Linked DNA regions of Homo sapiens: region 1 is linked to region 2. Evidence: chromatin contacts called from ENCODE Hi-C or POLR2A ChIA-PET data. All regions are on one chromosome and are shown on one strand. The core of a region is the stretch at or near the end of the contact, and the rest is flanking DNA. Distances in the headings are between cores, read along the strand shown. Region 1 holds the start of SAMD14 (sterile alpha motif domain containing 14). Region 2 holds the start of EME1 (essential meiotic structure-specific endonuclease 1).

Evidence for each region. A loop is a pair of places that touch in the nucleus more often than their neighbours do. ChIA-PET counts read pairs that join two places held with the same protein, here RNA polymerase II (POLR2A). Pooled maps may share reads with other maps.
Region 1: a loop to region 2 is called in a pooled map, with 2.4 times the contacts of the local background. The contact joins the promoter of SAMD14 here to the promoter of EME1 in region 2. A Hi-C loop is called at or near these places in 2 of 50 pooled maps. POLR2A ChIA-PET finds 5 or more read pairs at or near these places in 6 of 52 experiments (HEK293, IMR-90, OCI-LY7 and 3 more).

Annotation. Positions count from the first base shown.
Region 1 is chr17:50,125,269-50,132,321 of GRCh38, reverse strand. It overlaps SAMD14 (sterile alpha motif domain containing 14), which reads left to right and starts at 2,162. Exons shown (of 10, transcript NM_001257359.2): 1 at 2,162-2,805. RefSeq lists silencers at 2,067-2,146, 2,387-2,446.
Region 2 is chr17:50,368,683-50,375,249 of GRCh38, reverse strand. It overlaps EME1 (essential meiotic structure-specific endonuclease 1), which reads right to left and starts at 2,021. Exons shown (of 9, transcript NM_152463.4): 1 at 1,973-2,021; 2 at 1-65. The coding sequence starts at 41. It overlaps MRPL27 (mitochondrial ribosomal protein L27), which reads left to right and starts at 2,066. Exons shown (of 4, transcript NM_016504.3): 1 at 2,066-2,119; 2 at 4,664-4,795; 3 at 5,151-5,218. The coding sequence starts at 2,080. RefSeq lists enhancers at 1,703-1,922, 2,063-2,532 and a silencer at 4,316-4,477.

The DNA of each region.
Region 1 (7,053 bases), core at 913-3,412, 240 kb after region 2:
AACCCCTCACATTTAAGCCCAAGTGTGTTGTGTGCCTGGAGGTGTGTGTGGCTTTGCTGTGAGTTTCTCAAGCCTGAGCTGTGACTTGCCCATGATACACAGTATGTCCATGTTTGGGACTTTGTCAAGTAGCTGTAAGTGGGCCTGTCACCTTAAACCCTCCTTATCCCCCCACTCACTTGCCCAATTTTGGAAGCTTGAGTAGGTTTGCCAACACTTGCCAATAAGGCAACTTATTGCCAACCCTCAGAAGCTTAGGCCTCACTAGGAATAGGGGAACAGGGGCTCCTCCTGGGTCCTATGGCCTGGCAAACATACCCATCATCTCCCCACCCCCTTGGGATGTACAGGGTCTATATAATCAAGCCCCCCACTACAGCCCACCACTCAGATCTCACCAGATGCCTACAAAGCACAACCCCTTTAAGACAGCCAGATGCAGCCCCCACAGCTGTCAACAGAAACCCCACCCCTTCCCCAGATTTCCACAATCTAGCCTCATGGCTGCCAGAAGATTCTGAAGACACCCAGAGACCCCCAAACTCCTATAAATCCCCTAGGATACCCTCAGACCCTAAAGGCTGTTAATTCTGTCCTCACTCATAGTCACAAGATTGTCCTGGTTCAACAGGCCACTTCCCGGAGGCCTCGGACTGCAGAGTCCTGTGGGCCATCAGGGAACTCTGTCCTATAGACTCCACACCTCTCCTCTGACTCTAGACCCCTGATCCAGCTTCACCACTTGCCTTTTTTTTTTTTTTTTTTTTTTTTTTTTTTTTTTTTTTTTGAGATTTGAGTTTCACTCTGTTGGCCAGGCTGAAAGGCAGTGGCACAATCTCAGCTCACTCCAACCTCCACCTCCCAGGTTCAAGCAATTCTCATGCCTCAGCCTCCAGAGTAGCGCCACCATGCCTGACTAATTTTTGTATTTTTAGTAGAGACAAGGGTTTCACCATGTTGGCCAGGCTGGTCTCGAACTCCTGACCTCATGTAATCCACCCACCTTGGCCTCCCAAAGTGCTGGGATTACAGTCGTGAGCCACTGCGCCTGGCCTTTCACCACTTGCTCTTGAGCAAAGCACTTTCCTTCTTCTAAGTCTCTGTTTTCTCTGAGGCAGTGGGTAATGGAAACACCCACCTTGTGGGTTTATTGTGAGGGTGACAATAGATGATCTGAGAGCGCCTGGCACCTGCCAAGCTGTGACGTGCGGTAGCTGGTTGTGGATCCCTACATTGCCTCCCTGGCTGGCCTGCCACTACCATCAGCGCACTGGGTCCAAGTCTGATCTCATCCGTCCCCACCCCCACCTGCTCCAGGGCTTCCTGCCTCAAGCCAAGGTCCACAGCCATCCTAGACCCCTCCTCCCTCACCTCCTAGTCCAGCAGGTCCCCAAATCCTGTCAGCTTCTTCGGTGTCAGCTTCTTCAGGCCTGCATCCTGAAGGGCTCTCAGCTTAATCTGTAATCTTTATGCCCACTGCCACCGGCCCTCAATAGCCTCCAGCGGGTCTCCCTGCCTTCAGAGTGCCCTCTGTAACCCTGTCTCCAGGGGAGCCAAGGGTGCTTCCTAAATGCACACCTGAGCCCCTCCCTCCTCTTAATTTTGTGTGTGTGCGCGCGCGCGCGTGTGTGTGTGTGTGTGTGTGTGTGTGTGGGCGGCGGGGTGGGCGGCTGGTAGAATAAAGTGCAAGCCCCCTGCACCTCCCCAGCTTCAATTTATCTTCCCCTCTTGCCCTCCCACCCCCAACACCCCCTGGCACTTCCCTACCCTGGCCCGCAGTTGTAGCCAACACATCACATCCTCTGGGAATCCCCCAGCCCAGCTCCCGCCGCGGCCGCCTGGACCCAGGCCGGGCCAGGGGTGCGCTCTCCCTTCCGGCAAGAAGTGCCCTCTGTTAGCTGGGCCCATGGCGCCCAGGCTCGTGAGGGCCTCCCCACTCGTCTGAGCCCCCGACTGGCCCACTGGCCTTGAGCGCAGTTAGGGGGCGGGGGTTCTGTTCACCGCTGTCCCCTCCAGCCTCGGCGCCCCGGCTGCTCGGCGGACGTTTGTTGAATGAATGAACTAATCGGGAGCCCTGATGGACCCGGCAGAGGAGGCGGAAGCCCCGTGGGTCCCGTGGCGGGACCGCCCCGGAGCCGCTCCCACCCGCGCAGACTCCGGTGCGCCGCGTCTCCCGCGGGCAGAGAAGTAGCTGCAACTCCGCTCCCCGGCCCCAGCCGCCTCCTCCCCGCCGCCCTCCCCCGCCCCCGCCCCCTCGCTCCCTCCCGCTCTTTGTCTCCTGGGCGCCCGGCTTCTCCGCCACGCGCCCCCCACCCCGACGCCCCTTCCCCGGAGACCCCCGCGGACCCCTGCCGACGCGACGCCGCGCGAATCGGCCCTGCCAGGCGGGGGCCCCGCGTCCGGCCAGGCCTGGCGGGCGGCAGGGGCGGGGAGGGAGGTGGCGCTCGCTCTTCGCTCTTCTCTCTCTCTCTCTCTCTGTCACACACACACACACGCACACGCACACGCACACACACACGGAGCATCCTCCCGTCAGGTCTCCTGGTCCAGCCCCGCCCGCGCCTCCTGCTTCCAGCGAACCTGTTCCCTCTCCCCACATCCCCCGCCCTCCATCTCCCCCGGCTCTGGGACCCTTCCCGCCGACCTCACCCCCACCCCCGGGATGGAGCGGCTCGAGCCCGCCCGGAGCCCCCCGCGGCCGGGGTGACGGTCCCCCCACCCCTCTCCTGCCCGGCCCCCGCCTCGAGCACCATGGGCCTGAGGGGTTCCCGGGGCGCCAGACGCTGAAGATGACCGATGCCGGAGGTGAGGGGCCGGGCGCCCTGGGGTGGACCGGGAACTGGGGCTAGGGCCACTCGGGCCCGCGGTGGGACCCTGAGTGGGGTTGGGCAGGGCTAAGCGACAAGGGCCTTTCTTCCCCTATCCCTAGGGGGACCGCACGGGGCTGGGGTGCCGGGCTGTCAGGGGAGGGGGCGGAGATAGGATTTATGGCCCTAATCCCCTCCCTCCCGCCCGACGCCCGGAGAAATTAATAAAAAGCTGGTGTGGGGGGAGGGGGAGAGGGCTTAACTCTTTCTTGCCCGGCGGGGAGTTGTGCTGATGGTTTGGAGAGAAACTAGCCACCGGGCTCTGACTGGGGAGAAGGGCTCTGAGAGTGGAGTAGGTGCCCTGTCCCCAACCTCACCCCATCTCCAACAGTGCTTTGAGGGGGTGCCCGACTCCTGAGGACTACCCCAAGCCTGGGGCCAGTGGACGGCCGGCGATATGGGAAGGGGGGACCACCTCTCTGGCTCCACAACTGCCTCCCCGACCGCTAGTCTCCTTTCCCATCCACCTCTTCCCGGCCTCTCCCAGTTGCACTTCTCTCTGTCGCTTTCTCCTCTTCAGGGGCCCTTTCCTATCGCCTGCCCGAAGGGCTTCTCCCTTCTCTCCCACCCTCGGGCGTCACTTAGAGCGGCGGAAGCCCTTGTTCCCAGTGCCAGTTCCCGTGGCCCCACTCTCGGTGTGATCTCTTTCTTCTCAGCAGCCCTGTGGACTCTCCGCCAGTTTGTGTGTCTGTCTCTGCTTCTTCCTACTCCTCACTTCCTTCCGCTCCCGCTCCCGCTCCCTCCCCAGGAATTGTGCGCCCTTTCTTCCTTTCTCCTTCTCCTGGGTCCCAAGAGGCTGTGAGCTCACCTGCCTCCCTTTCTCCCAGAGAAGGGTCAAAGGTCATTGGTGCTCCTTCTCCAGGATTGGAAGCCTTGGGGGGAAGGGTATCCAGAGGAACCGGTTCAATCCCACCCTTGTGCAGTTACCTGGCTGAATGGGGGTGTGTGTGTGTGTGTGTGTGTGTGTGTGTGAGAGAGTGTGCGGGGTGTGTGTGGGAGTGAGAGTGGGGGCGGGTTTGGTGTCTAATTTTTCTAGGCTCAGTTTTGGAAGGAGAGGGTTGGGTGGGAGGGGTCTGGTGACCCCCTGGACACAATGTAGGGAGGGTCCCCCTACACACCCCAGAAAGTTAGTTGTTGAAGGGAAGAAAAGAGAGCAGTTTGTGCTGAATCAGGATGGACCGAGAATGGCTTTGAGCAGGAAACCCCAATCCAGCCCAGAGGGTGCCTGGAAGAGGAGGACTCCAGCCAGCAGAGGATCTCGACCCTGGAATGGGCTCTTGAATAAAGAACACAGGATCTTCATTCTCAGAGGCAGAAAGGAGACAACACTACTGCCCTCAGAGAGCCTCCATTCTGATGGGAGAGGCAGTTCCTGTCTTCACAGTCCCTAGTCTGACGGAAGAATACGTGGACCCTTTCTTCTCTGGGCTCCCATCTGATTGGTGGGGGGGAGATGAGACCTATTTAAGGAATCAGTGAAGTATGAAGAATTCCCCATTTCCCAGTAGTTGGAGAAGGGTGGATTTAGAAATTACGAAGACAAATGAGAGGAGGGAGGGCTACCTAGGACAGCTTCCTGAAGGAGGTGGCAGCTGGGTCCTAGCCAGATAAGGCTTTGTGGTTGAATCAGGAAATGTGGTTAATTCTTAGGGTCAGCCTTCCTTCCCATCTGGCCTGTCAGGACAGGAAGAAATGTTCTAGATCTTTGCTAGTAGCCCCTGGAGTTCAAGAATGGCAGGAGGGTTCTCGGAGAGTCTGCTTCCCTGATGACCCCTTCCCACACCTCATTTTCTGCTTTCAGCCCCAGGCATTTATGGAATCTGGAGGTGGTTTTGTTTTTTGTTTTTTTTTTTGAGACAGAGTTTTGCGCTTGTTGCCCAGGCTGGAGTGCAATGGCACGATCTCGGCTCACTGCAACCTCCGGCTCCCAGCTTCAAGCGATTCTCCTGCCTCTGTCTCCCGAGTAGCTGGGATTACAGGAATGTGCCACCACACCCGGCTAATTTTGTATTTTTAGTAGAGACAGTTTTTTCCATGTTGGTCAGGCTGGTCTCAAACTCCCGACCTCAGGTGATCTGCCCGCCTCGGCCTCCCAAAGTGCTGGGATTACAGGCGTGAGGCACTGCGCCCAGCCTAGAGGTGGTTTTGATGCTTCTCCCAGTCCTGGTCAGTGTGGAGCAGCTTCCCTCCCTCTATGCTTATCTCTTCCTCCACCCCTAAACTGAAGATCATCACCTAGGATAGCGCAGAGGGGCAGGAGCCCTGGCTCAAGGCTGAGTTCTGCCTCTTTTATTATTATTATTATTATTGCTTTTATTTATTTATTTACTTATTTACTTAATTTTTTTTTTTTTGAGATGGAGTCTCCCTCTTGTCACCCAGGCTGGAGTGCAATGGCATGATGTCGGCTCACTGCAACCTCCACCTCTCAGGTTCAAGTGATTCTCCTGCCTCAGCCTCCTGAGTAGCTGGGATTACAGGTGTGCACCACCACACCCAACTAATTTTTGTGTTTTTAGTAGAGACGGGGTTTCACCATGTTGGCCAGGTTGGTCTCAAACTCCTGACCTCAGGTGATCTGCCCGCCTCGGCCTCCCAAAGTGCTGGGATTACAGGCGTGAGCTATCACGCCCAGCTACTTACTTATTTTTGAGATGAGGGTCTCACTATGTTGCCCAGGCTGGTCTAGAATTCCTGGGCTCAAGTGATCCTCCCACCTCAGTCTCCTGAGTAGCTAGGATTATAAGCATGCACCAACTTTGCCTGGCTTCCTCTCATCTCCTGTTTCTCAGTTTTCACATCTGTAAAGTGGCGATATGTATCTGTAAAGTGGGGATATGAAAATTCCCAGGCCAGGCGCGGTGGCTCACGCCTGTAATCCCAACACTTTGGGAGGCCGAGGCGGGTGGATCACGAGGTCAGGAGATCAAGACCATCCTGGCTAACATGGTGAAACCCTGTCTCTACTAAAAATACAAAAAAATTAGCCAGGCGTGGTGGTGGGCGACTGTAGTCCCAGCTACTCGGGAGGCTGAGGCAGGAGAATGGCGTGGACCCGGGAGGCAGAGCTTGCAGTGAGCCAAGATAGCGCCACTGCACTCCAGCCTGGGTGACAGAGTGAGACTCCGTCTCAAAAAAAAAAAAAAAAATTCCCAAGGCTGGCCACAGTAAAGGTAGATGATGTCTATGTAATAACAGAAAAGAAGAGTTGGAAAAGACCCCAGCAGGCATGTGGCCTAGCCTTCCTACATCTGACACATGTATGATCTAGCTCAGTGCCTTGCCATTCTCCTGGGGACCTGAGTGTTAGAAGTAATTGGAGGTCATGTCTCAGCCATGCAGCGTCCCCTTGCCTTAAACCATCAATGGCCCCTGGGCTTCCTCACTCTCCCCCCAGCCAGTATCCCCTGGCCAGTGGGCTCCCTAGGGCTACTGGAATCCTACATCTGCTTGAAAGCCTATTCAAATGGTTTCAGCTATATATATCCTTCCCTATCTGCCCTCCCTTCTTGCTTCCCACCAAAAAACCTTGAACCAAAACAAAAAAAACCCTACCCATTCACACTTCTTCCCAGAACATAGTTGCATCATAGAGGTTTGGCTGTCCATTGTGTGCTGTGTGTATTCCTCGTACCCTCCTACATCTATGAGTCTGTCAAGAACTGTGAGAACTGTGTCTGGAACAGTGGCCCTGCTGATGGTGCCAGCTTCCTGAACAGCTCTTGTTCAGAAAGGCAGGTGGTGAGGGCACCAGTGATGGGGGTGTAGGGAAGGGGGAGGCAGGATTGGAAAAGAGATGGAGAATTGATGGATGCAAAGATAGGTGGATGGACAGATGGCGGCAGGTGTTGGGTGCATGGGAGCAGATGTGGGATGGACGGATGGGTGGATAGATGGGTGAGTGAATGGATGATGAGTAGGCAAGTAGATAGGTGGATGAGTGCATAGGTGGGTAGACGGATGGTAGAACCTGGGTCCTGGTCCTGATTTTGCCATTAACTTGCTATGTGATCTTGGGCCAATCACTCCCCCTTCTGTTTCTTCATTTGTAACATGAGAGGATTGGATTTAATAATCTCCATGACTTCTCCCAGATTTGATTGGACAGTTGATGATTGAAAGCTTTTAGGGGATGCTAATGATGCGAAGGCCCAAGACAGTGAAGGGGAGAAGTTCAGTGACCCAC
Region 2 (6,567 bases), core at 772-3,271:
TCACCAGAATCCAGTGAGGGTGATGACTTCTTTAGAGCCATCAGTATGTGCTATCAAATAATTCCCTAAAAGGAAAAGAGACATATGACACAGACTGGAGCATTCAATTCAGTCCACTAGCTGTGTTCCATAGCCAGGCTTTATGACATAAATATAAGATATAGAGAATACAGAAACAGAGAAATATGACATGGCCCCAACACATTCAATCTGGAACTCTAACTCCTGGTAATCTAACAGGAATCCTCCTCAAATTCTTTCCAGGTCAAGCTGAAGTATAAACAAAGTAGAGTTACCATTACAAAATTTTAATGGGGGGAGGTGGTAACAAGATTTAACACCTCCAACCCCTTGTTTATCTTCACGTTTGAAATGGAGATGTCAAAAGTTCTTCTTTTTTTTTTTTGAGATGGAGTCTCACTCTGGCACCCACGTTGGAGTGCAGTGGCACAATCTTGGCTCACTGCAACCTCACTCCCAGGTTCAAGTGATTCTCCTGCCTCAGCCTAGCTGGGATTACAGGCGCCCCACCACCACACCTGGCTAATTTTTGTATTTTTAGTAGAGATGCGTTTTCATCATGTTCGCCAGGCTAGTCTTGAACTCCTGACCTCAAGTGATCCGCCCGCCTTGGCCTCCCAAAGTGCTGAGATTACAGGTGTGAACCACTGCACCTGGCCAAAAACTGTTCTTTTTAAAAATTGAGATATAGGCTGGGCATGGTAGCTCATGCGTATAATCCCAGCACTTTGGGAGGCCAAAGCAGAAGGATCACTTGAGCCCAGGAGTTCGAGAACAGCCTGGGCAACATAGTGAGAACTCGTCTCTACAAAAAAATACAAAAATTAGCTGGGTATGGTGGCTCACACCTGTAGTCCCAGATACTCAGGAGGCTGAGGTGGGAGGATTGCTTGAGCCTGGGAGGTCAAGGCTGCAGTGAGCTGTGATTGTACGACTGCACTCCAGCCCGGGTGACAGAGTGAGACCCTGCTTCAAAAGAAAAATAAAATAAAAATAAAAATAGAGATATAATTTGCACAGCATAATATCCTTTTAAAAGTGTACATTCAGTAGATTTTAGTATATTCACAATGTTGTGCAACCATCATCACTATTTTATCACCTCAAAAAGAATTCCTGCAGCCATTAAGCCGTCACTGTCCTTTCCCTCCCTCCCCAGCTCCTGGCAACCATAAATCTGTCTCTATGCATTTGCCTATTCTGGATATTTCATATAAATAGAATCATACACTATGTGGCCTTTTGTGATTGACTTTTTTCACTCAGCTTGTTTTCAAGGTTTATCTATGATGTAGCCTGTATCAGTAGTTAATTGCTTTTCATGACTGAATAATATTCCACTGTATGGATATGCTACATTTTGTTTATCCATTCATCACTTGGACATTTAATTTGTTTCCTTTTTTTGCCTGTTATGAATAATGCTGCTATGAACACTGACATACAAGTTTTTGTGGGGGTATGTTTTCAAATCCCTTTCGTGTATATACCTAGGAGTAGAATTGCTGGGTCATATGCAAAGCTAATCATTTCTTGAACATTTACTAACACTGTAGGTATGACCCAGAAGGAGACATGTAACCTGCCTAGGCCTCAGTTTCTTCCTTAGTAAAACAGGGATGGTAACAGCACCCATTTTATAAGGTAGTGAGAATTAAATAAAATAATGCATCCACCGCGCTTAGTACAGCATCTGGCACACAGCTGGCTAAGTAGAGTAAGTTGAATGACTAGGGAGGGGGCCTCATCTCTGACCCTTCGCTGGGCCTCCGTTGACATCTGCAAATCAGGGGAGTGGGACAAGCGGGCCCCTGCCCGACAAGCTCTGCGCCTCTCAGGCTGGCGGTCCGCTGCAGAGGCTCCTGGACACCTTAGCCACCAAGATTCTGCAGAGCGGTGTTCAGGAGGGAAGCCCTGCCCAATCCGCAGGCCTGCGACCGGGGACGCTCACCTGCAACTTCTCCCGCCACTCTTTCAACTGCCACGCAGGGCCCGGAAGTAGATCTCCTGATAGCGGAAGTAGAAACTTTTCGAGACCGGAAGTGAGTGATCGAAAGCATGGCGTCGGTGGTGTTGGCGCTGAGGACCCGGACAGCCGGTAATGGGACGCAGTAGTCAGAGCGGGGTGAGGCGGGGAGGCAGAGTGGAGCTCCAGCAGGGAGGGAAGGAGGTGACACTGATCCCCGCGGAGGACCTTGGATGCGAGGGGAAGTGTGTGGGGTACTCCAGGTTTGAGGGACGGTGTCGCTGGTCACGTGACACATCCTGGGTGGAGCCGTGAGTGAGGGCGTTTGAAGAGCACTTGTCTTTCTCCTGCCTCAGCAGCACGGACGGGTTCCTTGGCGGTTGGGGATTTGGGTGGGTCCTTTCTCTGTAGAAGTATTAGTAACATTGGCATATTGGGGTTGAAAAAATTAATCTATTGATTCAGCAGATTGAGGTCTTACTTTGTGCTAGACACGGCGGTAGGTGTTCGGAAAATCAGCAGAAAACGTGAAGACTTGGCTTCTAGCCCCCGAACGGTTCTCTCTGGTGCATAAGGCAATAAATGAACATATAAAGTAGATGTAGACTGGCAAGTGCTGTGAAGAAGGATAATGTGTGTCTGTGTGTGTGTCTTTTTTTAGATTGGACGGTGAAGGAAGGCTTCTGAGGAGATAACATTTAAAACCTAAAGAATGACAGGCGGGGCGTGATGGCTCACGCCTGTAGTCCCAACACTTTGGGAGGCCTAGGTGGGCGGATCGCTTGAGCCCAGGAGTTCAAGACCGACTGGGCAACATGGCAAAACCCCATCTCTACAAAAAATACAAAAATTAGCTGGGTGTAGTGGCGCTTGCCTGTGGTCTCAGATACTCAGGAGGCTGAGGTGGGAGGATCACCTGAGCTCGGGAGGTCGAGGTTGCAGTGAGCTATGTTCATACCACTGCACTCCAGCCTGGGTGACAGAATGGGGCCCTATCCCCCCCCCCCAAAAAAAAAAGAATGACAGGAGACCTAGACCTGTGTAGAGTGAGGGACAGGAGAGTGACTTGAGCCAGTTTTACATTTTGAGAAGCAAACTATTGCTCTTATGTAAATTTAAAGGGGATAGGAGTGGAAATGAGGAAATCAAATGGAAAGTCGTAATAGCCCTGAGGAGAGATGATTTAGCCAAGATGTTTGTGGTGGCAGTGAACTTGGAGGAAAACGGATGAATTTGAGATCTGTTTTGGAGTTAGCATCCACAGAGCTTGCTGGTGAACAATATGTGAGGACAGCAAAGAGAAGGAATCTGCAATGACTCTGGTTTCTGCCTAAGCAACTGGATGAATGGTGGTACCATTTACTTTGAGGAGGAGGATGGGGAGTAGGGTGAAGAGCAAAGATTTGTGAGTGAGATAATGTAAGTAAAGTAAAAGCCCAGCTCCTGAGCTTAGTAAGTATGTAAATGAATGAATAGATGTTTAAAGGTAGGTAGATCCTGGCGCCGGGCATGTTTTAACATGTTGTCTTTCTGAGTCCTTATCTCTGGTCCTTTGCCCCAGCTAGTCTCTGGTGTCATGGAAATGTCAGAAACCCAGGCTTCAGGAACTCTGAACTTATAGGCTCCAGAGACCCACAAGGCTTCTCTAAAGACACTGGCATGGACCTTAAATCATGGCTGTGTCTGGAGACCTGCAGGCAAGGAGTTGCACCCCTAGGCTTGTCATACAGCAAGGGACTACCATCTTAGTATGAATTTTAGTTCATTTTACTTCTGCAAATGAATGCTATTGAGCACTTTGGAATGAGTATGGAGAGGTCAGATTAACAAGGGCAGTGTGTGGGTCATGGTTGGACCTCTGCTTGATGTGCTTTGAGAAGAAAGGGCCCAGCCTTCTGAAATGGCCAGGACCCTGTGGGAGCCACTTTTAGGCCAGCCATCCTTTTGGTTTACTAGTATTTGGTGAGCAGTGGATGAGTGGACAGCTGAGAAAGTCATGGGTGAGGCCTGTAATCCCAACACTTTGGGATCACCTGAGGTCAGGAGTTCGAGACCAGCCTGGCTAACATGGTGAAACCCCGTTTCTACTAAAAATACGAAAAATTAGCTGGGCGTGGTGGCGTACACCTGTAATCCCAGCTACTTGGGAGGCTGAGGCAGGAGAATCGCTTGAATCCGGGACGCGGAGGTTGCAGGGAGCCAGGACTATGCCATTGCACTCCAGCTTGGGCAACAAGAGTGAAGCTCCGTCTTTAAAAAAAAAAAAGAAAGAAAGTCGTGGGTGAGCCTGAAACCGAAGCCTTTCTGGATGTACTGGGCTCCCCAAGTCTGTTCTGGCCCCTCCGTGGTGCATGAGGGTGAGTGAGCCTCTGAAGCAGGCAGCTCTCTGGTGTCCATTTCTCCTCAGCACATTTAGACTGAATGTGTCAGAACCCAGAACACATGATGTTTATTTTTTTCCATTTGTGTTTCACTGCTCCCCCGCCCCCTCCCCCAAAAGGAGAAAGCCAAGGACTTAGAGGTATTCCCTGAGAACTAATACACTCAGTGGCACTTCTGCTCCCCTGACACAGCTTTCTCATCTCCCCACCGCCTCTCACGTATCAGCATGTGGCCCATTGAGGCAGAAATAGTTTGAGCCTGTCTGTCTGAACAATGTTTCTGTTTTCTCTGCAGTTACATCCTTGCTAAGCCCCACTCCGGCTACAGCTCTTGCTGTCAGATACGCATCCAAGAAGTCGGGTGGTAGCTCCAAAAACCTCGGTGGAAAGTCATCAGGCAGACGCCAAGGCATTAAGAAAATGGAAGGTGAGGATGTGCCTTGGCTTCCCCTTCCTAGCTGCACCCTGTCCTCATGTTCCTTAGGAGAGCAGAAGAACCCTGCGTGTGCCTGGCCCTGTTCTTCCTTACCATCATAATTGGCTCCAGTTTAAAGGAACGGATAAGACCTGAGGAAGGGTCATCGAGTGGGTGGGTGTGAGCCATAACCATGCAATTAGAGACAAGAGCTGCTGGGTGGCAGATCCTGCGCTGCTTGTGTTGGACTGTCTGGGAGTTGTTTTTGGCCAGGGGCAGGCTTGGAGGTTGGTGTGCAGCATTTGGGCCATCATGTTTTCTTGGTAGTTTGCTATGCTGCCCCAGTCACTGTGGACTTCTCTTCTAGGTCACTATGTTCATGCTGGGAACATCATTGCAACACAGCGCCATTTCCGCTGGCACCCAGGTGCCCATGTGAGTTGCTCCGTTGCTGCCCCCCTTTTTCCTTTTCTAGGTTGACCTCTCCTTGCCCCTAAGCATGGTAATAACAGTTGCATGTATTGAGTGCTTACCAAATGGCAAGCATTGTGCTGATTCCCATGCCTACACGATCTCATTTCTTCCTTACCACATCCCTGTAAGTAAGGTGAAATGCCAGAGACCTAGACGGGGTGGAAGGAGCAAGTGACTGCTGGGATTTGCACCAGGTCTGCCTAACTCCCAGATCACTATGATTTGCCCTGGTGTTGCATTGGCCTGGTATTCTTGGTTCTCCTTTCTAACCCTCAGTTCTTGGAGGACAAGATACCTGGTGATTTAAAATATTATTTTAGTCTTGGGAAACTAATTTCAATTTATTAGTTTTTCATTATTCTAAGACTTCTTCCTTTGTATAAACTTACTTGCAGATGGTTGAAAGATAGCTTGAATTTAATGAAATAGAATTCAGTGTGCCAGGAGTTAGGTTCATACCAGGTGGGGATTTCAGTTTCAGCAAGTTGGCATCATTTTTATAGGGTAGGACAGTTCTTTGTTACAGAGACATAACGATACTGTACTCTCCACATTATTTTAAATATTAGTTGCCTTTGTAAACAGTTTCCCCTCCCCCACCCCTTTTTCGATAATTTTAGTAGGTACAAAAAGGTTGATAGTAACCTGTATTTATTTCAAAGATGCTAATTTGTATGTGAATTGATTATGTATGTAGTAGCTTTTTACCTTTTAGAACTTAAGACATTAGATGTGTGGCTATGTCAACAATAATAATCAAAGCTAACACATTTTGAGCTAGACAGTATTCTAGGCCCTTTATGATTGTTGAGCATTAATCCTCAAAATGACCCTGTAAAATAGTTAATATTATCCCCATTTGACAGACGAAAAAATAGAGGCACAGTGAAGTAACTTGCCTAAGACCACACAGGAGTAAGTAGCAGTGCTGGTATTTGAACCAGGCATCCTGGCTCCAGAGCCCATTCTTTTAATCAGAGAGACAGAGAATAATGCTGGACTACCTGGGTAAAATTTGCCACACACCCAGCCTGAAGTTCTAAAAGAAAAAGCTAAAAAATATGGTTAAAAACTGTATATACAACACAGTTTAATCTCTCTGCTTCATATTTCACATCTGAAAAGTGGCGTTGGAAATAATACCTCTTTCACTAGGTGAGAATTAAATGACTTAATGTGTATTAAAGGGCTTACATGGGTATTAGCTAATGCAGTAGTATGATTGTTTTATTAGCATATGCATTATCCATATAGCTTTGGTTTATATTTTCCATAGAGCCTAAACTTTATAGATCACTATCTAAATGAAA